2 separate regions of the Mus musculus genome follow, and region 1 is linked to region 2. The links are chromatin loops, found by intact Hi-C in ENCODE. Cell type or tissue: heart. All regions are shown on one strand. Links, peaks and the distances in the headings refer to the core of each region. The heading gives the core; the rest is flanking DNA.

Region 1 (16,368 bases), core at 5,594-10,593, 100 kb after region 2:
AGAGGGAGGTGAGGACAAGTGAACGAGAAAGTCTTGCCTGTCTCACGGGACCCTAGTCCCCAGCTCCCAGCACCAACCTCAGTTGCAGAACACCCCAAACCAAGTACCCTTCCCACCTGAGTCCAGCCTCATCCCCAAGATGACTCAGCGGTTAAGAGCTCATACCCCTCTTCCACAAGTTCCAAGGTCCGCTCCCAGTACCCTTAACCCAGCTCCAGGGGTTCTGACACCCTCTGGCCCCCATGGGTACCTACACATGTATGCATATACCCACACACAGACACACAACTGAAAATAAAATAAATCTTAAAAAAAAAGTGAATGCAATAAAAATCTGAGGGGGAGGGGGAGATTCGAAATGTCTCGGCTGTTGTGAGGAAGCTTCAGTGGGGAAGGAAGTGCCCAGCAAAATAGGAGTGGGGACTCTGCCTACTGACCGCGGGGTGACACTTGCATGGCCACAACTAAGGACTCTCAGAGAAACTATATGGCACAGTGATGTTTGTGGCAGAGGAATGCCTAGGCTCACGAAGAGGACACATGGAGGGAGAGATCTTGTTGATTGATAAATAGAACAAACCATTGATTTAAGCTCTCCTAACTAGGCCCCAAAGAGGCAACCTGTAACACATCTGGCCAGCTGCAGATGTAGTCTTCATATCCACTAAGTACACCCTATGTGCCTTCTGAATGGGGGGGGGGGGTGGGCACAGGCTGCCACATACATGGGAGGTATGACTCACTCATCTCCCCGGGGCTGTCTTTGTTTATGAAGGGGATGCTATGAAGAGATGCTTGGGTAACCCAGTGAAAGCTAATGCAAATGTTGATTGGCCACTGCCAAACCTTTTAGGGCCTTCAATGACTCATCTATAGGCCAGGACCCTGGTTCACCTGAGTCACTCCATGCAAGAGAAGAGAATGAACCAAAGATTGAGAGAAGGTGCTGGAAGCTGTAAAGTGCTGAGCACCAGGGAGACAGACACGGCCACTCTGAAACCCAGGGACCTGTGGCTTCAAGGACTGAACCCTCCTTGCAGTCCTGGCCACCTGAGCCGATGCCTGCAGGTGCTATCTGTAGTTCACCTGAAGACATTGGCTGAGCAGAGGTGGGGGTATCTACCCTACCACCTGGCTCTTTGTGCTACACAGAAGTTTCAAATAGACTTGGCTGCTCGTTAAAAAATGCTGCCTTGGCCCAAGGAGCCATTTACTATCTGGATCAAGTGGACTGAGTTTAAAGAGCAGAAAAAAAGATCTGTGTGACAACGTGTACAGGGGTACATACATGCATGCAGGTAGCATTGGTGGTCTTTCCTCAGGCACTGTGCACCTTAGTTGATTTCTGAGACAATCTCCTTGGCCTGGGACTTACCAGTCAAATTGCTGAACCCCATGAAGCCCCCACCCCTGCCTCATGCGTATGGAATTATGAGCGGATACCATACCCAGCTTCTTCATATGCGTTCTGAGGGCTCTCAGGTCCTAATGCTCATAAGGTATGAGCTAACACTCTAGCCCAGAAAAAAGATTCAAAATAAAACAAGAGCTACAGATGGCTCAGAGGTTAAGAGCACTGACGACTCTTCCGAAGGACCCAGGTTCAATTCCCAGCACCCACAATGGAGGTTGACAATCTTCAACTCCAGCACCAGGGGATCCAATGCCCTCTTCTGACTTCTATCATCACTGCATGTACAACATCCATACACATAACCTAAGAAATAGAATCCCCAGAAATTCATGAAACAGTAAGCGAATATTTAATAGAAAGAATGAGAGCTAAGAGCTAGTCCTTTCTAAGTTATTATTTGCAGGAGCGGTGCTGAGGATTGGAGCCAAGGCTGCTGAGCAAGGCAAACCCTCTAATAACACACTACTCGTCTAGCCCAAAGGCTAGTGCATACGGGGAATGAAGCAGTTGGGAGACTGACAAGCTAGCCAACTTTTGTCTGTCTGTCTGTCTTCTAGATTTTAAGACAGGGTTTCTCTGTATAAACCTGGCTGTGAAATTCATTCTGTAGACCAGGCTGGCCTTGAACTCAGAGATCTGCCTGTCTCTGCCTCCTGAATGCTGGGATTAAAACAACAACAATGCCACCACCACGAAGCATTGTTGTTGTTTTAAGTAGAACTTAAGGTCCAAGTATATGGTAAATATTCTGATCTACTGGATGTAAATAGATTTGAAAACAGAAAACGTTCTGGGGAAATATAATTTACCCAAACTTGTTCAAGGAGAAAACAAAAACAAAAAACAAAAAAACAAAAAAACAAAAAAAAGGAGAAAACCTGAGGCACTTGGCTGTATAGAATGAACATGTTGGAGAGGCCTAGTCCCCAAGACCCAGCAAGCCAATGTACAGGTATATACACAGGAGTGCAATCATATGCTCCAAATGTACTCTACATGTTCCCACAGCAAGGAATAATCTGGAACCAAGCCTTGCATGCATCAATAGAATAGATGAATGAAATACAACGGGGCACCATAGCAGTAGCAATTCATGACCCAACATCAACGTCACCTCACTAACACAGCATGAAAACTGTACACCAGAGACAATACAGAGAAGGTATTGTTTGTAAATATATACACATGTAATTTATGCACATTATATAAAGAAGACAGAATAAAGGCGCATTCAGGGTGTTTTGTGGGATAGCAGGAGATAAGGAAAGATAAGGTGACAAAGAAGTCGCCTCCTTCTCTATCGACTCCCCATCTTATTTTGTGAGACAATCTTTCATTGAACCTGCAGTCACTAACTGGCTAGACAGGGTGGCCAGTGAGCTCCGGGGTTGCTCTAACAGAGCTGGGACTACAGGTGTGCATTGGAGATCCAACCTCAGGTCCCCACACTTGCATACAGCTTTTTTTTTAATGCACCCATCTCCCTCCCAACTTTATATTTGGTAAATTGGGTGTGGTGGTACACACTTGTAATCTTAGCACTTTTGAGGCAGAGGCAAGAGGTTTTCCCATGAATCCAAGGACATCTTGCTCTCTATAGTGTGTTCCAGGCCGGCCAGGTTTATAAGATAAGACCTTGTTCCTGAATAAATTCAGGGTGTCAGATAGAAGTCCCTCAGACACTGAGCTGATTCTTGCCCAGAACGAACCTAACCCTGGACCCCAGGCCATTTCTCTGGATCTTCACCCTGCTTTCCCTCCTCTGAACCAGCTAAGTTAATAGTTGCACTGATGTCATCACAGATCAAGTCTAATGGATTTTACATTTGGGGCTGGGACTGTCTGGGTTCTCAGAAGCCAGGCGACCTGTCCCGGCCATCAGCAGAGCTAGGACAAAGCAGGATGGTAAGAGAGACTGGTGAATGAACGTGCGACATACAAGTGATATGATAGTTATGATAGTGAGCTATAGAAAGAAATGAAAGAAGAATCATGCCACCACATGAACACATCGACATCTTATATCACGTGCAAGGAGCCAGCCCCAAAAGACCTCATTCTGTCCAGTTGCATTATGATAAAGTATCCAGATGAATTAAATTTATAGAGACAGGAAATCAGACCCAGTATGGGATGAGACGGAAACTGCAGTTGGGCAAGAGAGACCTTTCAGAGGCTGGAAAAATGTCCTAAAGTTAGATGTGATAAAGCCACTAACTTTGATGACTTTAGATTAAAAAAAAAACAAAAACAAAAATTAGCTGAGAATATAATTCAGTGGTAGGTACTTGCTTGGCTCTGGGTCCATTCTCTAGTACCACGAAAACAGAAGTGTACATTTAAAACCTTTCATTCTGCAAAGCCCCCCTCCACAGAGCTGTTACAGATCTGTTTGTAGAAGGAGAACAGTGTTCAGAAAGCCCAGTGAAGGAAGTTCTCAGGAGTTTGTGCTCCTAGACAAGTTGTACCACCTTTAGTGGTCATGCTCTTCACCGTCCACGGATGCGGAGCAAGAGGTCCCAGCGTGATCTCTGCTCTACCTCACCACTAGGTCTAAGGGCACCCTAACCAGCTCTGTTCAGGTCCCTGGCCTTTGGGGTGTCCCTGCTTTTAATTCTGTAGGACTAGGCTCTGGAGACGCTGGGCCAAGTCTAAGAGCCAGTTTGAGTTCAGGGGAAGCCATGAGGTCATCTCCAGCAGACCCTAACGTAGTGCCCACCGCTAGCTCCTAGCTTTAAGGAATATGGTCGTTAGCACTCTGCTGGCTCAGAGGTTACCCAGGCAAAGAGCCCAGTAGTCCAAGAGCTGCCAGGTGTCTTCACCCTGAGTTGAGAAACACTGTTGCTGCTATTGGGGCAATCTCAACCGCAAGGTTTTGCTCTTGCCTCAGTCAGAAGGCCTGAGGCAGCCTGAAAGGAGCTAGCCCTTGGAGGCCTCTTCTGCTTGAAGAAGCTGATTCCACACAGGGGCTAGAGTCCTGAGAGGGCCCTCTGCACAGTTGGTCAGAATGTTCCTGAATGCCAGAGCTGGGGAACAGGGAACTAACCACTTTCACAGCAGGGCTTGGGACCCAGGGCCTACTTACTCTGAACCCTCAGCTTCACCCCTAAGGGACCTGATTTGAAATCGACGGTTTTGCCGGGCGTGGTGGCTCACGCCTTTATAATCCCAGCACTCGGGAGGCAGAGGCTGGCGGATTTCTGAGGCCAGCCTGGTCTACAGAGTGAGTTCCAGGACAGCCAGGGCTACACAGAAAAACCCTGTCTCGAAAAACCAAAAAAAAAAAAAAAAAAAAAAAAAGAAAGAAAGAAAAAAAAAAGCGACAGTTTGGATGCTATTTATGTGTTTCCCATTGGAAGTTTGGTCCTGAGCATAGAGGTAGTGTGGAACCCTGGAAGGCCCTTAGCTGAACTTGGGCTATGCTTTCTGGAGGTACTGTGGTTTGTGGGACCTGCCCCTCCTTGGTCTCCATCTCCCTCTTTGGCTGTGTTTTTTCCTCTCACATATTCCCACCAGAAGCCTCACCTACACATGCTGTTTGAACTTCCTCCATCTAAAAACAACATGTTTAAACAATAACAAACCCAAAACAAACAAACAAACAAACAAACAAGGATTAAAATCCAATTTAACAACCTTGTCTTTGGGCTGGAGAGTAGACTTGTGGGATTAAAATTACTTTTTGCTCTTGTCAGGGACCTAAGTCCTATTCCTAGCACCCACATGATGGCTCACAACCATCCAGAATTCCAGCTCCAGGGGATTCAATGTCCTCTTCTAACTTTCACAGGTACCAGGCATGTACATGTACACATACATACATGTAGGAAAAACACTCATACACACAATCTAAAAACAAACAACAAAATCCAACCAAAATAAACAAATAAAATAAAACCCGTTTCTTTGGGGGATGGGGCGGTGGCACATGCCTTTAATCCCAGCACTTGGGAGACAAAGGCAGGCAGATCTTTCTCTGTGAGCTCAAGATCACCCTGGTCTACAAAGTTCAGGGACAGCCTGGTTTCTTTTTTTTTTTTTTTTTTTTTTTACAGCCTGGTTTCTGTTACACACAGAAACCATGCCTCCAGAAATAAAAAACCAACCCCCCCAAAAAAAACCCCAAGAAACAACAACAAAAACCTTTTTTTTCTGTAAAGTTAGACAGCCTCATGTATCTTGTAATAATTAATAATGAAAAAAAAAAAAGGCTAACCACTTTTGTAATATCCCATCACTTAAAGATGGAGAAATGGAAGTTCTAAGAAACTTCCTGACAAATACATCTGCTGTTCAGAACAGAGACAGGTTAGGTTAGATCTGTCTCCTGTGCTCACAAGCCAGGGCTGGGTCTACCCTATCCTCCCAGGTACTCACTCTCCTCAAAGTCTAAGGGACTAGCTGAAAGCTCAGACTACTTCCCCTTTAAGTCAGGCCCAACTCTGATGCATCCTCAGGTGGCACTGGCCTCCATCTGGCTAACACAACCTAGCCCTGCAAGTGAGGGCTGAGAACACTTAGCAGCCACAGCAACCTGGCCACTTCTGACAACGCCATTGGAGTTTCTTTGATAAAGCTTGGATGAGTTGGACCTCTGCCACAGCCGCCTCTGTATGCAGAAAAAGACCCGGGAAAGTCTGACCCGTGGACGCACTGTCCACCCAGCTCCCCACACAGAAGCCAGTGGACTCATTTTTGTGGCCTGGTGAAGTAAGTCTATTGTCTACAGTGCTGATGAGGCACTACGGGAAGTCTGTTCATTCAGGACTTCTTGCCATCCTGAAACCATCACCCAAAATTGTTCAAAAAGATGGAACAGACTGGTTAGGTGGCCAGTTCAGCTGTCTGCAACTGACTGGGTCAGAACTTCAGAACTGAGCCTGCTTTCACGTTATGAACTCTCACTGTAGTGAGCATCCAAAGAAACATTCACAGCCAAAATACATTCACATCTCAAGTCTTCCCCAAACACTTTCTGTACACGCACACACTCTTTGCACACACATTTCAAAATCATTCTTGTGACAGGGGTTGAGGAACAATGCTACTCCCTTCTGAAAAACAAGATTTCTCCAAGTAGTATTTTTCTGCAAGGGAAATATATATACCGAACTGGCAACCCGTACACTTAGCCTTTGCATGGGATACCCACCACTTCCATTTGTACACGGATTCTTTCAGAGTTCAATGACTGCCTAAGGCTACAATGTAAACAGTGTAACTCTGTAGCCACCTTCAACCTTTTCCCCTGGAGACCACCCCTGCTTTGGAAGTTCCTAAGAGCCATAAATGTTACTTAGTTTCTCTTCAACTGAACTTGGCTTTCCCTGCTCCTCCAGCCTGATGCCGCCCATGTGCCCAAGAGGACTTTCTGATAGGCCAGGCCCCCAGCAGGCAGTACTAAATAGCCACTGATTACCAGTCTGGGGAAATCAACGTACTACACTTCAGTGTCTTCATGTATAAACTGATTATCAGAATGCTACCCCAGGACGCTGTGTGGCCCAGGAATACCCACTTAGTTTCTCCCTGATCCTGGAAAGGTCTACATGCGTATCCAGCATTGTAGAATGTTCAGCTGCATAGGTACCAGCCAGTCAACTACTTTGACCCTCTGATTAGACTTCAGACCTGGAGGGAGATGTAGGGGCCAGTAAAGAACAAGTAATAAACGATGTGGATGTGAAGACCTACTCTGTGCTAGGTAGAGAGGACAGTGTCTCTGCCAGACACTGAGGAAATCCAGAGAAAAGGAAGTCAGGTCTCTTAATTGGGCAGGGAGCACCCTCTATCATAGGCAGCAATCTAAAGCCAAGACAGATAACAGGTCCAAAGTATGCATGGGAAGTTGGGTGGCAAAGGGTTCCCAGTTCAAACCTTCTGAGGACATCCCGTCTTAAAAGCACAAGGGCTAAGTAAGGAGGAACCCACGGTAAAAGGCAAGAGAAATGCACTCCTTTAATAATATGTTCTGTATGGAACTGGCCAAAATCCAGAATCCTGGTCTTTGTTCTAAGCTCACAGTTTGTCTGGGTTCCTAAAATCTCCCTCCCCAGAACCCCAAACCATTCCAAGAAGCCCAGATCTCTCTGTCTCAAGGTCTCATACCAGGCCCAATGGAGACCTTAGAATTTCTTGAAACCACCCAGTGTGCAAACACCGTTAGCCCAGAACTTCCTATTTCGCGTGGGCCTCGCCCCTTCTTTCTACAAGCTCCCTTCTCCCCAGACTCGCACTCCAACCTCCTTGCTCGGGTCTAAGCCTCTCTTGGTGTTGCATCGTCACCTCCCTGCCCCCACCCTGGAGTCTTCAGCAGCACCGGGACCCCAGCCCACACATAGCAGGAGAGGCAAGAAGTGTCGAGGAGGGGAGCGTGGTTAGAGATGCAGAGAAGGGTGGGCCCCCAGTCTACTGCAAAATGGTGGGCTCTACACACATTCTCTGCCTACATTGCAAGGGCTGAAATTCCAGCTCTCACTGTGACTTTGGACAACTGATATAAAGCCGGAATCTCAGTTTCCCCATCTGCAAACCAGTGGAACCAACATGCTGGTGGAGAGCTGGAGCCCACACGTGCTCAGGTTTCTCCCGCCAGCAGTCATGGTGGCCTCCGGGTTGCAGCCGCAGAGCGAGGAGGCGCGCCCGGGCGCAGCGAGAACCGGGAAGCCCGGGCCGGCTGGAGGTGCTCGCGAGACCTGAGGCCCACGCGGTCGAACCCGGCCGCTCCGGAGCAGCGGAAGGCTCCGCCATCTGACCGCGCCCTCGTGGCGACATCGTGCTACGCGACACGGAGCCAGGGAGGCCGCGGGACCCGGCTCCCAGCCCCGCCAGAAGCGCGCGCTCACCCTGAGCCTGCCGCGGTGGTGGCCTGGATGGAGCTGATGCGCAGGCGATTGGCTGTGTCCTTCAGGGCCTGGAGCTTCTGCTGATCTGGCTTATGGTAACCTTCCATGGCGTGGTAGGACGAGGACGAGGACGAGGACGAGAACGCTGAGGACAGAGACACAGAGCCAGCAGCGGCTCAGGAAGCGACCAGCAGTGACCGAGGACGGGTGCTGCGGGCGGGCGCGTTAAGACTCCTTAGGACCCGCCCATGGGGGGCGGGGCGGAGGTGGGGCGGGGCGCCGAATCACCCCAGGCCGACGAGTGGCCTCTGGCCACGCCCCGCATTTAGTGGACTCTCGGAAGTCGCCAGGCCTGGGGGCTCTCTCCCAGCACAGTGCCCTGTTGGAATTAATCACACACAAACAGTAGCAACAAAGTAACTTCGCCACTATTCCTGGTTCTAAGCATGGCTCAGAGTTCCGCGGCTGACTTGGGTAGGACTGAGAAGAGAGATACTAATCAGTAATTGCACTTTTCTAAGGAAAAGGTTGAGGCTTGGCAAGGTTAGATTGAGATTACAGGGTTGGTGGGTAGCGCTGCAGCAGATTATCCTCAGTCCAAAAAGATCCCAGACATGAGAATAAATATACACTGCCAGAAACGGTAATACTGAGAAGTTACTAGGAGTATGCTGGTCTCAGACTACTAGAGCCAACGGACAAGAGTGGATTCAGAGAGATTACTGGGTTTGCCTCTGTAGAGACAGTTAGCACCTACTGCTCTTACCAGATCTGGTGGAGCTGAGAGGACTGAGCAGCTGTAACAGAAAGCGTTGCCTTCACAGTCTCGTTGGATCTGTCTCATTGGATCCATGACACACACTCGGGTCAATACCGTTTCCAGAGGCGGAGGTTGTTGCAATTTACAGAGAGGATATAAAGGCAAGCCTGTGAGTGGGTGCTGGGCAGAGGCAGAGGAAGGCACCAGTACAGCTTTGGTCCAGGTCCTCTCTGTGTCCTCCACAGAGCTCAAACTCAGAGTCATGAGACAATGGGCCCTGTGCAAGTGAGCACCCCTCCCCCAAGCGCTCCCTGCCTGGCCTGTTTCCCAGGTGTCCCAGTGAGACTGCCAGTGTGGTTTGTTACAGCCCCTGGCTTCTGCTGGCTCTGCCCAAAGAGGCTGGCCCTCCTAGTGCCTGACTGCCAAGGGCTGGACCTGGGACTGGAGTGTTGTGGTCTCGGAGTGTTCCACTATCAGATCCTTGGCAAGGCAAGTGCCACCTCTGTCCTCTGCTCACCAACAGGTCAAGGAGGCAAACAAACCTCAGAAGCCTTTGGGCCTTCCAACCCCATGGACCTGAGGGCAGTGATTATTAGTCCAGTTCTTCATTTCTCCACCTGTCCAATGACACTGATGTTAACTTCCTCTTCCTCCTCCTCCTCCTCCCCCTCCTTCCCTTCTTCTTCTTCTCCTCCTCCTCCTCCTTCCTCTTCCTTGTTCTCTTCTTCTCCCTCCTCCTCCCCCCTCCTCCTCCCCTTCTTCTTCTTCTCCTCCTCCTCCTTCCTCTTCCTTGTTCTCTTCTTCTCCCTTCTCCTCCCCCCTCCTCCTCCACCTCTTCTTCACAGTGGAAAATTATAATCTATTTGGGAATGGAAACATAAGCTAGAGAGGTATATGTTTTTATTTCTGAATGTTCATTTCTATATATCTGAATGTCCTTTTTAAAATTATAAAATAGTTACAACATTTCTCTCCTCCTTTTCCTCCCTCCAATCCCTTCCATACATCCATCCTTGCTCTCTTTCAACTCTACACAAAGATCTACAGGCAACTAAGGAATCCTGAGAGTGGGAGAAGTAGTCTTCTCCCAGAAAGAGCATACCAAGTGGTTACCCAATACCAAATGGTCAACCTTGAAAACATACACACCAGTAACTTTCTACAGACTGAGTGGGTTATAGTTAGTAATATATATATATATATATATATATATATATACATATATATATATATATATATATATATATATATATATATATATATATATATATATATACATATATATATATATATGTGTGTGTGTGCATATACATGCACACACACACACACACACATATACATATATATATATGCATGTGATAACAGTAAAAAAAATGCTAACTGCTATGTACCCATATTAGTAAAGATGTTCCTAACTCTTCTTCTTGGCCGCTGTAGGTGTCTAAGATCTTGTTTTATCCTGGGGTTCCACATTGGTTGGCTCAGTTCATGATGGATTTCAGCCATAGTTCAGTGCCTTTGGTCCCCAAGGTCACCTTTGGAATCAGAATCCTGATTCTGCCAACATCCTACTGTTGGGGGTAATTCTCCAGTCCAAGGGTCTTTATTCAATACTTCATGAATCACATTTTACTTGGGAGTAAGACCTTGGGTTCCAACCTGGCCACCAGCTCCCTTCTTGTTCCCCTGTCGCCCTCAGATCCAAGATTCTTTGAGCCCCCTGTTCATATTCCCTGTGGTTGCCAGAGGAAACTCTTGCTGCTTCCCACCATTGTCCCTCCGTGGTCTCCCTCCACTACTGGAATGAAATTGAGCACATGAACCCTCTAGCCTCTCTCCCACTCTTGTTCTTGTGGCCCCACCCCATCCATGTCAGCACACCAGTGTCTTGCCCTGCTCTAAGAACATTAAGCTCCAAGGTGGAGAGATGGCTCCGTTGTTAGGAGTCCTTGCTACTTTTACAGAGGACCCAGGCATGAGAACCTAGATTTAGCCCGGTGATGTGGTGTATGTGACCTTGAAGACAGAAACAGGTAGATTCATTTGGCTCACTGGCCAGCGAGTCTAGCTAGCCAACTTAGCAAGCTCCAGGTTAATGACACTATCTCAAAAATAAATTAAATTAAAAATAGGTGGAAGGCACAGGAGGAGTGACACCTGAAGTGTGACACCTGAGGTTCTCTGGCCTCTACACACATGCACTCACAGAAGCACATATGCAACAACACAAAACTCAGCTGTGCATGGTGGTATCCACCTTCCTCCCAGTGTAGGGAAAGCTGAGCCAGAGGACTGAGAGCTTTGATTCCTACCCAGTGGTTTGTCCCTGGTGGACCCCGAGCCAGTAAAGCCCTTCTATGGGTGTTTCTCATTGTCAGGGTCTGAGGCAGGGACTGCCATTCTAGGTGCATTCTCTCTTCTCTTCTCTTCTCTTCTCTTCTCTTCTCTTCTCTTCTCTTCTCTTCTCTTCTCTTCTCTTCTCTCTCTCTCTCTCTCTCTCTTTCTCTCTCTCTCTCTCTCATTGTATGTTGCCTCAACTGACCTATAACTCACATTGTAGACCAGCCTTGGCCTCAGACTCCCATAGTTTCATTTGCCTCCGCATCCGGAGTGCTGGGATTAAAGGCATGCACTACCAAATATCTTATGTCAGTTCTAGAAGAATAGGAGGAGCAGAGCTCTAGCCTCTAGCTCTACCCCTGAAGACTACAATGACCTCTTGTACATAGTAGGGACTCACTAAGTGCCACTGAAATGAAAGTATTACTGTAAAGTGCCTGAGGTAACAGAGCCAGCAAGTGTCAGAACTGCACCCAAAGAGAGGTGTGAGGAGATGCCCCAGGGAGGAACCTGGTTGTTTCAGCTCATGCCCTCCATTCTAACCTGTCCGCCTTGAGACACAAAGGTGCTCTGTTGGAAGGTAGGAAGTAGCACAGATGTCCTGATGCCAGCATCAGGTGACAGCAAAGGGCGTGGCAACCTGAGAGCAGAGCCACACACTGAAGTGAGCTGTCCCTCTAGTCCTAAACAGGACCTCCCACAAAGGGCAGCCACCCTTAGAGTGCAAGTGCTCATAACCTAATGCCCCCTCAGCTGCCTCCTGGGACCTCCATGGCTACCAGAATGTACTGGGAGGCTACTAGGGGTGCGGAGAGGTGGCACCCACCATGGCATTGCTATTGGCATGGCTATATAGGGTATCACTTGGACAGTGATGATGGATAGGAAAGGTTGCCTGGAATGATGGAATGAAATATGGAACAACAGGGCTCTGAGTTCACCTCAGCAGGAAATTTTGGCACTGCTCTGTTAGCCTGGGCCAGGCAGTCAGTGTGGCAAAATGTTACACTTGGACCAGGCTGGAGGCAGATTTGACACGTACATACTCTCACACTCTCACACTCACTCACACTCACACATGCTCTTCATAGTAGTTTGAATACTTTTGGACCAGTGAGTAGCACTATTAGGAGGTGTGGCCTTGTTGGAGGATGTGCGCCACTGTGGGGATGTGCTTTGAGACCCTCCTTCTAGCCACGTGGTTACCAGCCTTTTCCTGTCTGTGATCAAGATGTAGAACTTTGGGTTTCTCCATTTCCATGCCTGCCTGGATACTGTCATGCTCCTGCCTTGATAATGGACTGAACCTCAGAACCTGTAAGCCAGCCCCAATTAAACCTTGTCCTTATGAGACTTGCCTTGGTCATGGTGTGTCTCTTCATAGCCATGGAAACTGTAACTAAGACACACACACACACACACACACACACACACACACACACACACTCCACCTTCTCTCACATTCTCTGACACTTGTCAAACACTGGCTCACACGTCCTCACCCTCACAGACTTTCACATACACTCTGAGAGGACACGAACAACCCGCTAGCCAGCTATAACTCGTCTCTGATGCTCTTGGATACCCAGCCTCTTCTCCTCACAACCCCTCGTTTTGTTCTCCCCTCAGCAGAGTGCTGCCATTGTCACACTTCTTCCTGGCCTCCTGCAAAGCCTCAGTGCCTTGGCTGAGGCCCTGGGTAAAGACAGAGCCCAACCGCCTGCTACCAGCCTCAACTAGAACCGCAGACGTGGAGGCTCAGGCTTTCTCGGCCAAGACCTGGCAGAGCTCACACCCTCTGACCCAGAACCCTGTGCTAAGAGGTGGCCCTGAGGGGTGCTCCCCCTATAGAAGCATCTGTGGTGGTAGTGGGCAGAGACTGGGGCCAAAGTGAAGACCGAACCTACTAAGTTGTTTCTTTTTAAAAACAGGCTCTCAGTATGTAGCCCAGGCTGGCCTTTAAACTCCTCAAACCTCCTGGGTTATAGGCATATTCTGCTATGCCTGGCTCCAACCCTCTTGAGAAAACTCTTTCTAAAGCACCCTGACTGGGGAATAGAGAGCAGAATGACCCATGTGGAAATGTTGCTCCTCGGTGGCCCCAGCAGAGGTGACCGACCTTTACTTGACCTCACTATGTAACTTCTGACCTGTCTCTATGGAGTTGGGTCCAGGACTTTGCATTGGTGGGTGACAAGACCCTCAGGCAATTGCGTTGGGGTTTTGGGAATTCTGGCAGTCAGCCTGCTCAGATGTCGGGTGGTGAGGCTGGACAGCCCTGAGCTCAGTGTTTTGCTGGCTCCAGAGAGCTAGCACACACCTGTAATCTCAGCACTTACGAGGTCGAGACAGGAGGACTGAAGGTTGGGGATGGGTTACAGGGGTGCGGTGGAGGTGGGGAGCTGAGACATCCATTGCACACCATTACCAGAATCATAGCAAGGGCCAGAAAAGCAGGTTCATCAAAACCAAGAGGGTTGTGCACACTTTTTATCCCAGTACAGGCAGGGGGATCTCTGTGTTGGAGGCCAGCCTGGTCTACACAGTCTACACAGTAAGTTCAAGACAGTCAGGGCTACCCAGTGAGACCCTGTTTCAAAATAAAATCCTTCTTTTTTTAAAAAGCGGGCTGGAGAGATGGCTCAGCGGTTAAGAGCACTGACTGCTTGCTCTTCCAGAGGTCCTGAGTTCAAATCCCAGCAACCACATGATGGCTCACAACCATCTGTCATGGGATCTGATGCCCCCTTCTGGTATGTCTGAAGACAGCGGCAGTATACTCATATAAATGAAATAAATACATCTTTTTTAAAAAGTACTTAAATGGATGATTCAGTGAGTGCTTGCTGCCAAGCCTGAGTGAGAGGCCTAAGACTCATGGTGAAAGCAAAGAAGTTCTCCCTGCCACACACACGAGGAGGGAGAGAGAGAGCGAGCAAGCTGGAATTTGATACTTTGTCAGTTCTTTTTTTCCCACCCTTTATCCCCCTGGTTTCATCCCTATCACTAGACAGGAGAGAAAGAAGGATTGGGGAGTGGGGTTGCGTACGAATTCTTCAATCTAATTTATTTGTTCTTGTTTCTTCATTGAGTGTAACCACTAACGAACCACAACCAATCCCACCTCTCAGGGCCGTAGCATTTATAAACCCTTTGAAAAGCTCCCAGAATTCAAAAACCTCTCACAATTGCAGAAACTATTTCCAGCTGGCAAAACCACACCTCTGCTAGAGCGCGAGGCAAATCGTTGTCAGGTGCTGTGGACAGTCCGAAACAGCCCATATTCCACACCTGGGAATAAAACAAAAACATATTTTTACAATTTTTCTGTGGGTTTTTTTTTTTTGGTTTGTTTGTTTGTTTGTTTTTCGAGACAGGGTTTCTCTGTGTAGCTCTGGCTGCCCTGGAACTCACTCGTAGCCCAGGCTGGCCTTGAACTGAGAAATCTGCCTGCCTCTGCCTCCCAAGTGCTGGGATTAAAGGTGTGTGCCACCACTGCCTGGCTATTTCTTTCTTTCTTTTTTCTTTTCTTTAAGATTTTATTTATTATTATTATTAAGTATACTGTTGCTGTCTTTAGACACACCAGAAAAGGGCGCTGTGAGCCACAATGTGGGTGCTGGGATTTGAACTCAGGACCTTCGGAAGAACAATCAGTGCTCTTACCAGCTGAGCCATCTCATCAGCCCCCGGCTATTTCTCTGTTTTTAAAGAAACCCAAATCTAGGGCTGGAGAGATGGCTCAGTGGTTAAGAGCACTGACGGCTCTTCCAGAAGTCGTAAGTTCAATTCCCAGCCACCACAGGGTGGCTCACAACCATCTGTAATGGGATCTGATGCCCTCTTCTGGTGTGTCTGACTGAAGACAGCTACACTGTAGTCATATGCATAAATTTATTTTTAAAAAAGGAAACCAAAGTTCTAGAATTCTCACTACACAAATGTAGTAAAAAATTGAAGCATGCATGTGTATTTGTGTGTGTGCATGCATGTGTGTATGTGCCTGATTCACATAGACTCAGAACTGCTGCAAGTACAGGCTCACAGCCTAGAGAGATTCGGAAGGGTGGGACTGAGAGACTTACAATTTCTTCTTCATCCATTACTTTTTTTTTTTCTTTCAGGGATTTGGTGGCAATGACCACAATTGGCTTTTATCATCCGAAGAAAGCAAAAGAAAATTCCATCTTGAAAAATCTACTGCTGAGGTTAGGGGCCTTCGTCAACATGCGCTTTCCGTTCCCCATGATTATGTAAAGCTGTGCCCTGTTTCATAAGCCAGGCTGCTGCCTAGGATGTTTGGGGTAGAGAGCAGAGCCTCGGGCTGTGGATGTGACCCTGCCCTCGTTTGGCCATTCGTCCGGATGCAGCTCAGGGTGAAGTTACCCTGATGTGCCCCGACACATCTGCCGTTCACCATCCACCATCTACCGAGTGGGCACCGATGAGGCGTGAATGGCCTCCAGCAGCTGCGTTCCTGAGTGACAGAGCTGGCATTGCTTTGGCAGCCCTGGACCCGTGTGTGCACTCCCAGGGCATGCCTCAGCTGGGTGCTGTGAGCCCTAAGCCAGCACAGCCCTTGTACTGAAGCCAATCTCCATGGCTATGGCCTTTGACACATTGCCAGGGCTCCTGGCCAGCATGGCCCTGGGATGAGTCTTTATGGGGTAAGTGCCTAGCACTGGACCCATGGTACCTTACAGTGAGCAGGCTTGTAGGCTGGCTAATAAATCTACTGCTCTCCCTAAACCAATATTTCCCCACAGAGGCATTTTTGGGATCTCTCTCTCTCTCTCTCAAAACAAATTTATTTTATTTGATGTGTATGAGTGCTTTGCCTGTGTGTATGTATGTGTACTACATGTGTGTATGTATGTGTACTGCCTGTGTGTATGTATGTGTACTGCCTGTGTGTATGTATGTGTACTGCATGTGTGTATGTATGTGTACTGCCTGTGTGTATGTATGTGTACTACATGTGTGTATGTATGTGTACTACATGTGTGTAT
Region 2 (16,368 bases), core at 7,467-12,466:
ACCAAAATATACCCAGTGGGACACTAGAAGAATAGAAAAGATGATTTTTTAATATACAAAGTTTTAAGTATAAAAATACATTAAAACAGTAATACTGAATGAAAACAATAGTTATAATAAAAATAGTTACCACAGTAAGACTCTGTTAGTAGGAAAGAATACACTAATACTTCACAATGATCCTCAGTCACTCTCCCCATTTAAAAGGAACCTGAGGCTGAAAGGGGCTGGTAACATGGCCACGGTTATAAACAAGTGGACAAGACCAGAAGCAAGACCCACTCCAAAGCCTATCCCGTATCCACTGGTTTAGACTAAGTCAATAAGGAAACTTTCCAGAAAAACCAAAAACCTGTTGCCCATGCTTAGAATGACTGTCATTCTACAATGTCCTGCACCCCAAATAACCAATAGTCCCCGGCACGGTGCTCGCTTCATGTGCTTCACAAGGCACAGCCATCTTGCTAATACGATGGACGGACACTTGCCAGCCCTTCTGACAGGCATCTCTGTGAGGCAACAGAGTTACACAAGGGTGGTACTGGGAAAGACCACCAGCCTCGCTGCAGGGATCCAGCCGAGAAAACCATTTCTTAAAAATTAATTTCAGCTGACATACTTGGTCTACAAGAACATTCTAAAGAATTGAAGAAACATGTAAAGAAAGCCTTGACAGACTTTTTAAAAATATTAAGTAGTTGCTAAAGGCTCCAGGGAAACTACAGGATATAAAGATGAGGAATAAAATCAGTCCAGCAGTAGGCCAGAAACCTAGTCCAGGAACCCCAGCCAGAAGCCCTCCTGGCTATGGAGAGAAACAGGCCAAGCAGCATCTCCAACCCAGACACTCTCCCCTTCTGCTACTAAAATTAGCCCCCAAGCCCACTACAGATCCAGTCTGGAGATGACTGGCTGTAGGCAGGTACTGTCACTTCACTACCACACTCCTGGCACATGTCATGTGCTGAAGTACAACTCACGTTAGCCACAGGAGGTTGAGGGTCTGACTCCAGTCCCGCTGGGCACCCCCGCTCAGACAAGCTCTTCGGAAGGCCTCCCTGGCCAGGAAGGTTGTGGTTGAGTAAAGCAGCGTTAGTCTACAAAGCAAATGTGGAAACTGAGAGGCCGCCAGGCTTTGTAAGACATTTTACTGAAAGAACCTTTGAGATTTTCCTAGCAACAGGAATGAGAAAAGTTATTGGTTATAAGCCACTTGTGATGAGCCTGGTGTCACAGACCTGTGATTCCAACTACTTGGGAGGCTAAGGCAGAAGACCACAAGTTCAAGGCCTGCTGGGCTATACAATAAGTTCAAAGCCACTCTGCATCTCAGTGAGACTCTATCTCAAAACAAAAAAGTACAAAGGAGACTAAAGATATAGCTCAGTGGTATAGCACTTCCCTAGCATCTCCAGCACTTCAGGAAAACACAAGCAAACTCCCAAACTCCTGGTGGGGATGTAGATGGCAGTGTCTCTGATGAGCCCCATCCTTCTGAGCCACATGAAAACCTGAGTTAGGACCAAGCTAGGCACAGACTGTGAGACAGCAAGTGCTGCAGGGACCAGAGTCTGCAGCTTATGGCAGAGGGTGTAAGGAGAAAACAAAACAAAACAAAACAAACCCACAAGCTTGGCACCCCACATAATAAGGGGACCTGGAGTCTCTGAGCAAAGCAGGGGTTCTATCACACAGTGGTCCTAGCCAAAAGACTTTCAGGACAAACACCTCGACAGGCAGCCATTACAGAGGGTGCTGCAACCCTCATCAGGAAGACTTGCTGATTCCCTTGCAGGGGGCCAGCACCTGAGCCAGTCTTCCTGCACCCAGAGAAAAGCAACTGACATTTCCCTGCCTCTACAGCCAGCAGCCTGGTGATGTGGTCCAAGTGCACAGACTCCCCAGGAGCCCATCTGCATGGCAGAGGGGGAGACAAAGCAACGCCCTACTGTGGGCTACTGTGGGGAGAGATGGCTAAGGCTGTCATGCAGGCACCTGGCAAGCTGGAGGAGAGTGCATGGGGAGAAATATCTGCTCGCTCTATCTTCCTACTTTTTAAATAGTATGTCTCGGTGGGTCCTCTATTACCACTGTCTCAGAGATCGTGAACCCTACCTAGTACAAAGCTCCAGGTGGCTGCGTTGCCAGTCCCAAGTTTGAGAACTGCCATTAGGCTCTCTGAAAAACATCATGAGCATTTGGTTGGTAAATAGCAGGCATGAGATTCTGACTAGAACATGCTGTCTTTGTTTATCAGGCTCTAAAGAAACACATGAGAAGCTAAGCTATTCTAAGGACATCATTTCCTACATTTTGTGTGTGTGTGTGTGTGTCACTTGTGAAGACAAAATAAGTGTGGGTGTCCTAGAACAGAGAAGAAACAAGCTGAGTTTTACAAGACAAAGCAAGTTTACTTTCCATAGAATTCATCACATGGATGCAAGCTCTGATCCCAGTTACCAGCTCAACTATGAAATCACTGAGGCAGAAGTGAAGGCGTCTGGCTGTCCCCAGCCCTGCAATTTTGAGACACATCCTCACGAACTGCACAATTCCTGTTTCCTGTGTTGTGTCAGCGGGACAAGAACACAGGATTATACCTGAGAGAAGGTTTGCGATGAATTACTCCCACTCTTCTCCTGGGCCCTAAGAGCAGGAAAACCAGAACACTAGGGGGAAATGTGCATTTGGAAGCTGCTAATGGAAAACACTGCATGGGTCCATTAAGCACAGCAGTGCCCGCTCATTCCCCGCCCTGCACTCCTCAGCCGCTGCTGAAACGCTCTGCTCCTGGGAAAGGCACAGGGCTCTAAAATCTGAGTGGGCACATGGGAACAATCTGAAAAACCCATGACTGGTGATGGCAGCTGTGGAAAGTGCCAGGGTCCATTCCTCTTACCTGACATTCACTATGCCCACAATCTCCTTTGACAGGAATCGAAGAATAAATGCATTCAAGACAAAGGTGATTAATCGAAACAAGACCTGTAAGAAAATACATCTGAGTTATGTCTGGAGCGTTGACTTGACTATGAGGACCGTGTAGCTGTCCTTCCAGATGTGATGTGATGATGACCCAGCTGCCTGGCTATAAAGACTCCTCTCTAAGATGCTCACCTTGACATACTTGCTTCCTGTGAACTATAATTCCTTAGAGGCTCTCAGCATCCAGAGCTGTGGGCAAACAACCCAGGAAGGTATCTGGGAATCTCCCTTACTTAAAGAGATGAGAAGCCTTGGCAGATTGCATCTTCAGGCTCAAAGTCAAAGGGGACGAAGAGAGAATGGTGATCGTGGTTGACACTGTCAGGCCCCTGGCTAAAACTTTCTCCAGATATACCAATTGATGGGCCATGGGCCACTTGAGTCCCAAGATAGCTGTGTAGATGCAGTCCAACACATTTTTGGAGGACAAAGTCAAAAGACTGGACACTCCCAAAATCCCACTTAGAAACTACACATTAAAACAAGAGCCTGCAGAGTATAGCAGGCTCACTAGGAATACGAGACCTAGTATCTTTCTTCTCTGTCTGACAATATTTAGGGATCCTAAGGACATTTTAATCTTCTTACTTATTTACTTACTCTTGTCTTACACAGGAAACACTGTTGACTGAACACTTGCCACCTTTCATTTAAATAACAACTGGAGCAATAAGATAATGTAAAAAGAGAGTGGGAAAACAGAGTCCTGCTACAGTCGTCTAACAAGGACACACCCTGAAACTTTCAAACCTGTCCATTAAAGAAAACCACCTAGACAAAGAGATCTTCCCATGAGACGTTAAATGGGGCTCCCAAATGGAGCTGCTGACTAGGATGCAAGTCTTTCTAGTGAGTGTTCTCTCTTCCTCACCACAAATGACAAGTCAACTCTGTGTTAAGCACGAGCATGGTTACCTATACATTCATACAGCTGCCATTTTGGAAGATTCAATCAGTGTAGACTACAGGTCTACCATGGTCTGAAAATCTCCAGGTCATTAACACTACTCCTAAAGTGTCCCAGAACAGTCAGGTCTCCAGTGGCAAGATTATCCCCATGTTTGTGGAGTCAGAGGTGATCTTTTCTATCTGAAGAAAGCCCTGTAGCCTCTTAGAATCATGTAGGTTCATATATACAGGCCAAATTCCACACTCAGTGTTGGTGGCTGGAAGCCAGTTCATAGTCTTATTAGAGAAAGTCCTCAGCTGAGTCTCCACCCATTACTTAGCTCTGAAATGCATGGAGCATCTTCTAATTCTCCTAAGCTTCAATTTTCTCTGTCAAATGAGGCTAAAGATATTATAAGGTTAATTACAAGGCTAAAATAAGATTATAGAAGAGAAAACATTTTTTAAATGAAAAAATAAAGGCAATAAAATTTATATCGTGGCTAGCTCAGACAAATTACATAATAAAATGTGCTGCAAAGCTATCTTAAATATCAGCATTATAACTTAAGGAAGTACGTAAGACTGAAGAAAAACACTCAAGGAATCTACATTTTATGATGATTTTTAAAAATCCATACACACACACAATTATAAAATCCATCATTTTGTACACTAATATATACTGATTGCAAATTGTACACTTAGCCAGGCAGTCATTGCACATGCCTTTAATCCCAGCACTCAGGAGGCAGAGACAGGCAGATCAACAACAACAAAGCAGACTAATCACAGTGGCACAAACCTTTAATCCCAGCATCCACAAGGTAGAAGTGGGCAAACCTCATTGAATTTGAGACCAGCCTGGCCTACCTAGAGAATTCTAGTCCAGCCAGGGCTACATAGTGAGACTCTGTCTCAAGAACAAAACAACAGCAAAAGACAATCAAGGGTTGAGACTATAGCTCAGTGCTAAAGCACTGGCTTAAGATGTGTGGAGTCCTAGCTTCAAATCCCAACAGCAAATGACAACCAGGCAAATTTGCTAGAAACAGAACTCAGAATGAAGCAATCCTGCCTAATATCAAACAACAAACGAATGGCCCGGCTTGGCTTCACACAGATCCCTGCTCCAGTGTCTTCTGCTATAACCCGTTTCTGTCTTACACCACCAATCTAGGGAGTGAGGTATTACCCAAGGTAGCAAATATCAACACTATGGGGCTGGAGAGAGGCTCAGCAGTTAGGAACACTCGCCGCTCTTCCAGAGGTCCTGAGTTCAATTCCCAGCAACCACATGGTGGCTCACAACCATCTGTAATGGGATTCAATGCCCTCTTCTAGCGTCTGAAGACAGTGATGGTGTACTCATATACATAAAATAAATAAACTTTAAAAAAACCTACTATGTATAACACATTGAACTCACCTATACTGTGAAACAGAAAAACAAAGAACTAAACAAGTGGAGTTAAAAGAAGAGTGGCCAACATTGATTATGCATGTACTGTGTGCAAGGCACTTTTCTATATCCTTTATATATAGCTTATTTTATCCCTACACTGCCATTTACAAACTTCTTATGCTAATAAAAGTAGCTAACATTTACTAAGTACCTTGTAGTGTGCCAGGACATAACAGAAATTATTTCCCCTAATCTCCCTAATCACCCTGTGAAGCTGCAGTGCTGTTCTCATTCAAAATGAGGAAGCTGCCGGGATGGAGGTATGTGCTTGTTACCCCAGCACTTTGTAAACTGCAGCAAGTACATCAAGAATTCAAGGCCAGCTTGGACTACATAGCAGTATCTTTTCATAAATAAATAAATAAAGCCAGGACTGGTGTCTCATGCCTATAAGCAGAGGCAGGGCATATCTGAGGTCAAAGCCAGCCTGGTCTACACAGTGAGTTACAGGACAGCCAGGGAGGCATAGAGAGATCTTGTCTTTAAAAAAAAAAAAAAAAGAAGAAGAAGACAAAGACGAAGAAGGAAAGAAGGAAGGAAGAAAAGAATAAACCGATGCTCAGAAAAAAAGCCAATTGATTTGAACTTTTTTTTGAGACAAGGTCTAAGTATGTAACCCTATCTAGACTGGAGCTCAGATTGGAACTCACAGAGAACTCAACCTCTTGAGTGTTGGGATGAAAGACTTGAGCTACTACACCTAACCCAAGTAACTCTTATCTTAAAAGGGGCCACCTAACCTGAATCTAATTCAGCCTGCTTCTCTCTCCTAACCTCTTTGTGCCTCTCTAGGATAAAGGTGAAGGTGGACTCTGGACCATGTGGACGAACTAGCAAGTGTCATCTGCAAAAGAAAGAAAAAAAAATACAAAGCCAAAAAAGAGTCTGTCCAAGGACACACAGCAGATGCAGTTTATTAAGTGCACACTAGGATGCTGGTACTGCGCTAAGTGAGCTTATTCAAAAGATCCCAAACAATCCTTGCAAATTGCTTTCTGAATTAGATACTATTACACTCATTTTTGTCAACAAGGAGCTAAAAGCTCAGGGGCTGAAGTGACTTGTCCTAGGTCACTGGACAAGCATTGCCTGAACCCGATCCTTGTTCTTAGCTACGCCATATGGGCTCTCTAAACTCAAAGAGAATCAGAGTTGAAGAACAGTTTTGAGGATCAAGAGTGAAACACTCCAGAAATGAACCCCTTAAAATATCAGATTAAAGTAGCCTCTGTCTACTGTTTGTTGATAGTTGTTTAAACTGTCTCCTATCATCACACGGAAACACAAGGCTCAGAAAGAAAATGGCTTGTTTGTAGTCACCAGCCAAGACTGGGACCGCAGTCTCCCAACTCCTAGACCCGGCGCCCCTCCCCGCCTCCGTGGTCCCCCGTGGAACCCTGTGCAGTGCGGGGGACCCAGAGCAGCTTCCCCGGGAGGCTTGGCCGCGGCACCACGCGCTGGAGCGGGCGCAGCAGAGTACCTGCAGCAGGAGACCCGAGGAGGCCAACCGGGCCGCCTGGCCTAGCACCTCCTGGCTGCCCATAGCCCCAGAGCCACAGCTCCGAGGAGGAAACGGGGCCCGCGCCCGCTTCGTCGCGGAAAAATGGCGTCACGGACAGGCTCGCTCCTGATTGGGTCTTTGACAGCAGGGGCGGAGCACAAGAAGCTGCGACTCCAAACAACTTTTGAGGCTGTGTCTCTTGATTTTCTTGGGGTGTCTTGATTTTTGTTGTTGTTGTTTTGAGAGTGTGTTCAGCGCCGATCCCTGTAGACCATGTTGGCCTAGAACTCGCAGTCTCTGGAACACTGGGATAACTGGGGCGCACCCCTAGCCCCAACTGATATCTTTTGGCTTGATTTTTTTTTTTTTTTTTTTAAGACAGGGTCTCATTATGTAGCCTTGGCTATCATAGAACTCGATATGCAAAGCAGACTTGCCTTGAACTCAGTGATCTGCGGGCTTCGGCTTCTGACTCCCAAGTGCCGCAACTCCAGCTGTTATTTTGAAATAAGGTCTTTCTATGTAGCCAGGGCTGGCCTGGAATTCACTTAGAGAGACTAGGATAGCCTTGAACTCCCGATCCTCTTGTCTCCAGCTCCCAAGTGATGAGAATTAAATATTTATTTGTTTTTGCATAGTGTAGTTGTGTGTGTATCAGTGAACTCTCAGGCATCAGTTCTCTCTTTCCACCTTTACATGGGTTCTGCAGTCAAACTCAGATTGGCAGGCTTACATGGTAAGCTCTTAACCTGCTGGGCTAATTTGCAGGCCTGCTAATTATCTTCCCTGTACTCCTGTTCCCTGTTCCCCAGCAGAAGGCCCTGTTTCAAAGCAAAGGAAAACAGAACAAAACAAGCCAGCAGTGGCTGCTGCGGGACAAAGTGCTCAGCAGAGACTAATCAGTGAGATTCTTGCCATTGGCGATCACACGAATGTAGTTACATAACCCTTCCACCAACTGGGCTGGACAGGACTTCTCCCAATTTTGCAAAGGAAGAACTGAGGACTGAAGGTCAGACACAGAATTTTCATGTATGTAGTTCTCTGTAGAAACCTTCCCAAGGCTCTGATACTTGGCCTGGTTGTCGAGAGGAGAAAAGTAAGCCTTGGAGGTGTGAGGTGCCTTGTTCAAATCTGCACATCATGGGCCTGGGCAGAACAGATCGGGGTCAAGGGTCAGACTGGAAGTACTTTATACTTTTTTTTTTAAAGTGGCCAACATACGCAATCACCATTTTCAAAGCTCTTTGGCCTTCCTTGCTGTCTGGTAACTGCCTGTCATCTTACACATCACTACCATCTTTATCAGTACATTTTAGATGCTCATATTTGGATCCCTTCATCCCAGCACTCAGGAGACAGGTGTATCTCTGAGTTTGAGGCTAGCCTGGTCTATATAGCATACATCAAGAACAGCCAGAAAGACATAGTGGAATTCTGTCTCAAAACAAACAAACAAAAAACCCAGCCCCCTTAGTGGTCCTCAAAGAGACCCTGTTGGGTGTTTCTTTGTTTTTGTCATGGTCTCTGCCCAAATATCTTCCTTGACAGTACTCTTCACTTTTTCAGGGCCCCCATACTGACCCCTAACTACCCCACAGTCTGTACTTTCTATGGACTAAATGTATCTTCTCAGAATTCATATAGTGACAGTCCTGAATGTGATAATATACACATATAATACACTCAGGAGAGTACTTGGGAAGTAATTAGGATAAAGATGTAGCCTTTATGGTGGGGCCATTGCCCAGATATTTGAGGAATGGCTACAGTGGGTCAGTGACCATATTAAGAAGATATCTGAGGGCTGCTATGGTGGATCAGTGGCCACACAAAGAAGACATTTGAGGAACTGGCTATGGTGAATCAGTGGCCATATAAAGATGATGTCTGAGGTAATGCATCTTAGAGATGCAGTGTTTGCTTACCATAGTTTTGATGCTTAGTACCTCAAAAAATATTTGGGTGGGATGACTTCTCGTTCACTGTGAGTAGATATAGCAAGAAGGTGGCTATTTACAAACCAAGAAGAGTCCCCTCACAAGACCCAAACTGGCTGTCACCCTGATCTTGGACTTCTAGGATCCAGGATTGGAGAAGCAAATCTGTTGTTTAAGCATCCCAGTCTATGGTGCATCCCAGTCTATGGTGTTTTGTTACAACAGCTCAAGCTGACCTCAATAGTTCCTTAAAGCATTTTGTACTCTTGCATCCTATGTACCGACAGAGAACACTCTTAAGCTCTCACGAATGCCTCCTGGTGCATCACTGTTGCTAGCACTGCTGAACATGGACTGCATGGCTCAAAGCCTCTGTGTCCTCATCTTAGGCAGAATGAGCTTTGTTGAGTGTTGAGACACAGAATGTGAGGTTTGACCATCAGACAGACTTTTCCTGGAACCCTCCTGCTGCAGCTCACCAACTGGAGGACCCCCTGTGTGCTGTTTGTTTGTTTGTTTGTTTGTTTGTTTAAATCCAACGTATTTTATTGATTATTTGGCAACTTCACATAATGCACCCCAATAACACTTCCTAGTTCTTCCAGGTCCACCCCCAAACCTTTGTGACCTCGAAGGAGGAGGAGGAGGAGAAGGAGGGGAAGCAGAAGAAGGAGAAGAAGGAGAAGGAGAAGAAGGAGAAGGAGAAGAAGGAGAAGAAGGAGAAGGAGGAGAAGAAGAAGGATAAAAACCAAGTCTAATTTATGTTGTTCATATACTCACTGGGGCATGGTCAATGCTGATTGTTTTAAAGAGATATTATATTAGCATTGGGTTTATAGCTCAGTAGTACTGTGACTGCCCAGCTTGTGTGAAGGCCTGGGTTTAAGCCACAGTATCTATGATACTGATCTGGATATGAATATAGACATAAATATAGATATTGTCTGTCCTGTTAAGGTGGGTGTGATAATTTTAGCAGACCAGCTTGGCCCACAAGTAGCTTAAATTCTACTAAGAGATTAAAAACTTAAATCTGAAGAAAAATCATAAAATCCCAAATTGGAATCAATTGTGAAAGAATAAAAAAAGACTCCTTGAGAATTCAGAACTATAAATGGTGGTCACTAAACAAGCTGTTTTCCTCAGGGTTCCTTCCTGCCACTTGCTTCTGTGCCAGGTGACCTCCCTGCCAGGGAAAGCTGGTCTGGGACTCGCATTTCATTACTGTACTAGTGGGAGGTGCTAGGGCTGGTGCTGAGCCAGTTAGACTTCCAGGGCAATGGGGCAGGATGGGAGGCTGCCAATGGGTGGAAGGCAGAGTAAAAGCTATGTTAAGTGGGGGCCTGGACTTGGGCTGAGCGGAGGCACCAGGACTGGGCATGTTCCCACACAACAGCCACTAGATGGCATGGCTCGTTGGGCAAGGGCCCTCCCAGACCAAGGCTTTTCGCTGTTTGGAAAACCTTCAACAGGGCCCCTCCTTGAACTAGAACATCAACACTTTGTCCCTCACTTGAAAGTCCCAGGGCATGACAAGGCTGCTGTGGTCACAACAGCCCATGTTGTTGAGTCTACAAAGCTATGTGCTGGGTATTTTCATGGTCAAACTGAACTCCGTTAGCAGCCCAACAAGACCACTGTCCCCTCTGCTGTACAGGCCAGGGAACAGACTTGGCAAAGTTAGGGGACCTGTTTGAGGGGTGGTGGTTGGAAACACCAGAGTGTGAACTGGGCTATCCCTTTAGAACGCTGTGCTCCCCCTCAGCAGTTACGATTCAGGAAGGATTTGGGGTATCTGCATTGGTTTTGTGGTGTTTGCCTGTTTTGCCTTTGACAACGAGTCTTACTTACCCTGTAGCCCATGCTGGCCTGGAACTTTATATTACCATGATTGGTTATGATGCTCTGGACAAAACTCTGAAAAGTACTCCCTGAGGGTACCTTCAGGCACCTTGGGAAATCTATCTGCCTCAGTGGTCTGAAGCCTCTGTCTGCCCAAAGTGGGTAAAGAAGTGCTGAAAGCTGTTCTGGGCTTGTTCAACTCTCCAATAGGATATGCTACCAGGGTAGTGGTCAGAACATCAGGGCCTGGAGACAGTGCCTAAATGAGAGCCTTGGGAACACCTGTGTCAAGAACTGTGCATACAGCACTTCCTGGATCATAGGTCTTTCTATGGAGTGGTGTGAGCAGCCACAAGACCCTGGTTTCTCTCTGAGCATTGATTTGTGCAGAGTAGCCTGTAATACCAACAATAACAATGTGGTTCATTCCAGATCCAGAGCTCTGAGCTGGGCATTGGAAGGGGCTTAAGAGAGAATGAACCACTATTACTCCACGCTCAGGCCTCAGGGTCTCTCTTGGGAAGAACCCCAAGTGAGAGCAGACAGACCGAGGTACCAAAACCATGCAAGGGGAACATAGAGATGGGGTAGGTGGAGAGATCGTTCTGGCCGAAGCATCAAAGAAGATCCCCGTCAGTCACAGTCAGTGGAGCCCGGGAAGAGGGAACTTGCTGAGCCTGTGGGTGAACCTAGTAGTTGGCTGTGGCTACTCTTGGTGCAGAATTCTTGTACCCAGCAGCCTGTGGCCAGTGTTGAGCCAGCAGTCCTGAGAACAGCAAGTCCGTGAACAGGAGTGTGTGAATGAATACAAATTAAGGGCTTGGTGGAACGCATTTGTAATTTCAGCCGTCAGGAGGATAGCACAGGAGGATTCAGTGTGAGTTTGAAGCAGCCTGAGCTGTAGAGTGAGACCCTGGCCCCAAAAACAACACCAGGGCTCAGTGGTTAAGAACACTCATGGCCCCTCCAAAGGTCCTGAGTTCAATTCCCAGCACCCATATAGAAGCTCACAACTGTCTGAGGCCATATTCTGATGTGAGATGTGCCTGCAAAGTACCCACCATATACATAAAATACATAAGTAAATAAATCTTTGAGCTGGGTATCGTGGTGGCGCACGCCTCTAATCCCAGCACTCTGGAGACAATGACAGCCTGATCTCTGAGTTCGAGGCCAATCTGGTCTACAGAGTGAGTTCCAGGACATCTAGAACAGCCAGGGTTACACAGAGGAACCCTGTATGGGGGTGGGGGGAAATCAGTCACATGTGTTCACAAGTGGGTCGGTGTGAATTTGCTTGTTCTGCTTGCCAGAATCCGCTTTGAGATAGTGTGTAGATACATACGTGCACACATATGAAGCCGGAGAGCATGCAGTATGAGGGAGTTCTTAGATGAGCATGTGTGGACGTGGGGTTGGTCGTGTGTGCCTGCAAACCTGTGAAACACTAGTATACATCTTCAGTCTCAGCATGCGGGAGGCTGAGACAGGATCTGAGATCAAGCCCAGCCTGGGCTATATATCAAGACAGAAAAAGAAAAAGTGTACAAAATGTGTCCTAGTCTAGGCATCAATTTTGCTTCTCTGATTCTGGTTCTTTATCTAGGCCCAAGATTCTGCATTTCACCTCAACAATATCCTCTCAGTCTTATAAGGTGGGCTAATAACAAAATGTAATTATGCACATTTCACAGATGGAGAAACTGAGGCTCTAAGGGGTGGCAGAGATAACATTGAATCCTAGCTACAGGGCATCAGAGGTTCCCTTTACCGTTTCCTTCAAGCCACTTCTCAGGAATTCAAAAAGTCCCTGGTGAGGAAATGTCCCTGGCCCACTCATCACTGACCTGGACCTGACACAGGGTTTCTCATGGGGTGGGTGGAAAGGAACTGTCTCTGGGGCTTGGCTCCAAGGCTACACACATAGAAGGGTCACATGAGGCTGCCCTTGTGTATCCATAACCCCAAAGAATTTGGATCAGAGCCAGTTGAGGGTTTAGGCCACCCCTCGTCTAAACACATGCTACATTTCCTGTCCCTTAAAACCACAGTCTGGCTGGAAAGTAGCCCCACACGCTCCCAGACCAGCTTTCCAAAAGCTCTCCCAGGTGCCCAGCGCTCCTGATTCATGCCATGCTGAGCACTGGACCTGTCCCTTCTGTATACTGGTCAAGCTCTCCACCAACTTAGGTGTATCCTTGGAGACAACCCCAAAACAGACAGCCATAGCAGCAACTTTCATTCCTGTCTTTTGGCTCTTATTGTGGGTGTGAAGGCTACCAGGTCTCATAGAACCATTCTTGTGAAAAGAGACTGATCCAAACTGACCCAAGCGCCAATACTCCTTGGGTGTCATTTCGCCTCTCTGTCACTGTTTCATGATCTATAAAATGGAAGTGATCGTAAAACCTTCCATAAGGGTTACTGTAAGAATTACATAAGATAACATGTATGGAAATGTTTCTTTTACCAGGCACTTAGAATGAACATGCGTTACAAACACGAGCAATTACCATCATTTTGTCACATTTACATCAATAGGGTGGATACTATTTCCTCCCTTGGATGTTGAAAAACATTTAATATTTTTGGATCTCTGTGTTCCATTCCTGTAAAAAAATTTTTTTGAGACAGGATCTTAGTATGTAGCCCTGGATAGTGTGAAACTCACTGTGTAAATCAGGCTGGCCTCAGACTCAAAGATCCCCTGCCTCTGCCTTCCAAGTTCCAGGATTAAAGGGGTATGCCACCAAGCAGAGCCCATAATAATTCTCTTTTATTTTTTCTATCTTTCCTTCATTATTATTCACTTTACATCCCATTCACTGGCCCCCTCCCAGTCACCCCATCCTACAATCCCTCCCCCATTAACCTCCCCTTCTCCTCTGAGTGTGTGGGGGCCCCTGGGTATCCGCCCACCCTGGCACATCCTCTCCCACTGAGGCCAGACAAGGCAGCCCAGCTAGAAGAACATATCCCATGTACAGACAACAGCTTCTGGGATAGTCCCACTCCAGCTGTTCGGGGCCCGCATGAAGGCCAAGCTGCACATCTGCTACATCTATGCAGAGAGGCCTAGGTTCTGCCTGTGTAGTTGTTTGTTTGGTGGTTTAATCTCTGAGGGCCCCAAGGTTCCAGGTTAATTGACTCTGTTGGTCTTCCTGTGGTCCCTCCCCTTAGGGACCACAATCCTTCCTCCTTTTCTTCCATAAGAGTCCCCAAGTGTCATCCACTGTTTGACTGTGGGTGTCTGCATCTAAGTGAGCTGCTGGGTGGACCCTCTCAGAGGACAGCTATGTTAGACTCCTGTATGCAAGCACAACAGAGTGTCATTAACAATGTCAGGAATTGGTGCTTACCCATGGGGTGGGTCTCAAGTTGGGCTGGTTATTGGTTGGCCATTCCCTCAGTCTCTGCTCCATCTGCCATCCTTGCATTTCCTGTATGCAGGATACATTTTTGGTAGAAAATTTTGTGGGTGGATTGGTGTCCCTATCTCTCCACTGGGGTCCCTGCCTGGCCACAAGAGGCAGCTTCCCCAGGATCCATATCCCCAATGCTGTGTGGCACAGCTAAGGACATACCTGTTGATTCTCAGGCTCCTCCTCTATCCCAGATCTCTTAGGGAACTTCTCCATAAAAATTCCTTTAACTGAACTTTGTCTCCTCCCTCCCTCCCTCCCTCCTTCCCTCCCTCCCTCCCTTCCTTCCCCCTTCCTTCTCTTCCTGCCTCTCATTCTTTCTCAAGCTCATTTTGCCAGCATGTGATTGTTGTGTGGCTGTCCCGCGTCATAGTTGATGGACATGTGGGCTGTTTCCACTCTTTAACTGTGATGAACAATGTTGTGTTATGAATTTCTGTGTATAGGCTTTTTATGTGGATGTCTGTGTTCACCTCTCTAGAAGTGGGATAGCTGGGTCTTCTGGCAACTCAGGTTAGCATTGAGGACTGCTGGGCTGTTTGCCACAGTGGCTATCCAGCTCTGAATTGCTAGTCACAATGCACAAGGTCTCCAGTTTCTCTGTAGCCTTGCCAATACTCTGTCTCTGTCTCTGTCCCTGACCCTGTCCCTGTCTCTGTCTCTTCTCTGTGTGTGTGTGTGTGTGTGTGTGTGTGTGTGTGTCTAGTCATGTGTGTGGATGCACATACAAGTGTTTGAGTGCATGTGGAGGCCTATGGTGGTTTTTTTCCCTCCCTCCATTGCTCTTCACCTTATGTATTGAGGCGATGTCCCCCATTTCATATACTCCGACCAGCCCACTTGTTCTGGTGCTTTGTGTGTGTGTGTGTGTGTGTGTGTGTGTGTGTGTGTGTGTGTGTGTGTGTGTTTAGGAATCCAAATTCTTGAGTGGCAAGTGATTTCCCTGCTGAGTTCTCCCCAGTCCCCTACTTTCCATCTTTGGGTCACAGACATCCTTGTGGGTGTGAAATGGTATTTTATTACGGTTTTGATTTGCATTTCTCTAGTGATGTTGGATAACTTCTTAGGTCCTTAAGGTCATTTGAATATCTTGTTTGGATACATGTATATTTAAATCTTTAGTCCACATTTAAATTCTTCTGATTTTTGTCAACATTTACCGAGTGGATGACTACATCCTAACATGCCAGGTAGGGGGAAGGGACACACAAGCTTGCTGCATGAATGCTTACCCTGCTCTGCTTTCCTGGGCTCTCACATGGGAAAGGACATTTCTTCAATAGGGAATGATATGCAGGCTGCACAAGGAGCTCAAGTTTCAGAGGCTCTGTCTATGCAATCCACCCTCCCTGAGGTTGGCTGCTCCACACCCAACACTGCTGTGATCAATATCTGGCGTCCAGAAGCTGATCGGGTACAGCAGCTACCCAGGAAAGCAACACAGCAGGAATCGTCCATGCATTCACCCTTTAGACAGTTTAAATCCACCATCACCAACACAGCCCTTAGCCATCTCCAGGCAGCTATGCAGGGTGAGAACTGGAGACATCATCCATCGTGCTGGAGACTGAGATTAGAAAGACAGAAGGACCCCACACTTCCCTGGCTGGTGCATGTCCCTTGATCTCTCTGAGCCTCAATCTGGGAAACTGGAGAATACTGGTAGGATATATAACCAGCCCATTGCTTATGAGGCTGAAAGGAGGTCCTCATGTATGTTAGGGCAAAGGAAGTGATTATGAAGTAGAAAAATAGAACTTGTATTTTAACCCTTTAAAAATTTAGAGGGACCGGAAGATTTACCATGTCGTATTAAAAACAAAACAAACAAACAAACAAAAACAAACAAAACCGGGAACAACCCAGGTTGCATGGAAGCAGCAAAGAGGGAGGGCTATCTCCTTCAGCTATAGTTGCTTCTGTGAGGATGACCTGAGAAGTCATCAGAGGCAGCAGCGCCAGCTGAGGCTGCCAGACCACCCCAGGGAGCCGTCCTGACTTTGGTTCCCCTCCTAGCCCACAACATGGCAACTAGGTCTCGCCTCACTGATCTGCCAAGCTCATAGCCAAGGGGAAATATGTTTCCAGATAGGGTGAAAATAGATCCCTCTCCAAATATGCTCATCGTAGCTAAGAAAAACAAAGAGAACCCTGAGGGAAAATCGAGCAGGGGCAAGCTGCCCATGGGAGGGGCTCAGGCCAAGGCAGTAGCAGAGGACATGCATGTGTGAGAGTGTCTGAGTGTACAATTGTGCATTATGTGTATGTGACTGAGTGAGTTTGTGTGTTTCTGGATGCCTGAGCTTATGTGATAATAACTATATG

Evidence for each region. A loop is a pair of places that touch in the nucleus more often than their neighbours do. Peaks named below come from ENCODE experiments on the same cell type or tissue, not always from the same donor. Only the 100,000 strongest peaks of a DNase experiment are listed, where the experiment ranks them.
Region 1: a loop joins it to region 2, with 5 times the contacts of the local background. A loop is called at or near these places in 1 of 42 quality-filtered maps.

What each region holds. Positions count from the first base shown.
Region 1 is chr14:30,541,272-30,557,639 of GRCm38, reverse strand. Tkt (transketolase) reads right to left here and starts at 8,509. Exons shown (of 14, transcript NM_009388.6): 1 at 8,260-8,509. The coding sequence starts at 8,366. In heart, for the core only: no CTCF peak of the experiment used is centred there; DNase peaks (open chromatin) are centred at 5,929, 7,729, 8,509 and 9,339; H3K4me3 peaks cover 3,281 bases; H3K27ac peaks cover 3,038 bases.
Region 2 is chr14:30,644,926-30,661,293 of GRCm38, reverse strand. It overlaps Rft1 (RFT1 homolog), which reads right to left and starts at 6,919. Exons shown (of 13, transcript NM_177815.3): 1 at 6,819-6,919; 2 at 2,900-2,985; 3 at 981-1,097; 4 at 1-23. The coding sequence starts at 6,881. In heart, for the core only: a CTCF peak has its summit at 10,172 (motif pointing right); a DNase peak (open chromatin) is centred at 10,053; H3K4me3 peaks cover 26 bases; H3K27me3 peaks cover 491 bases.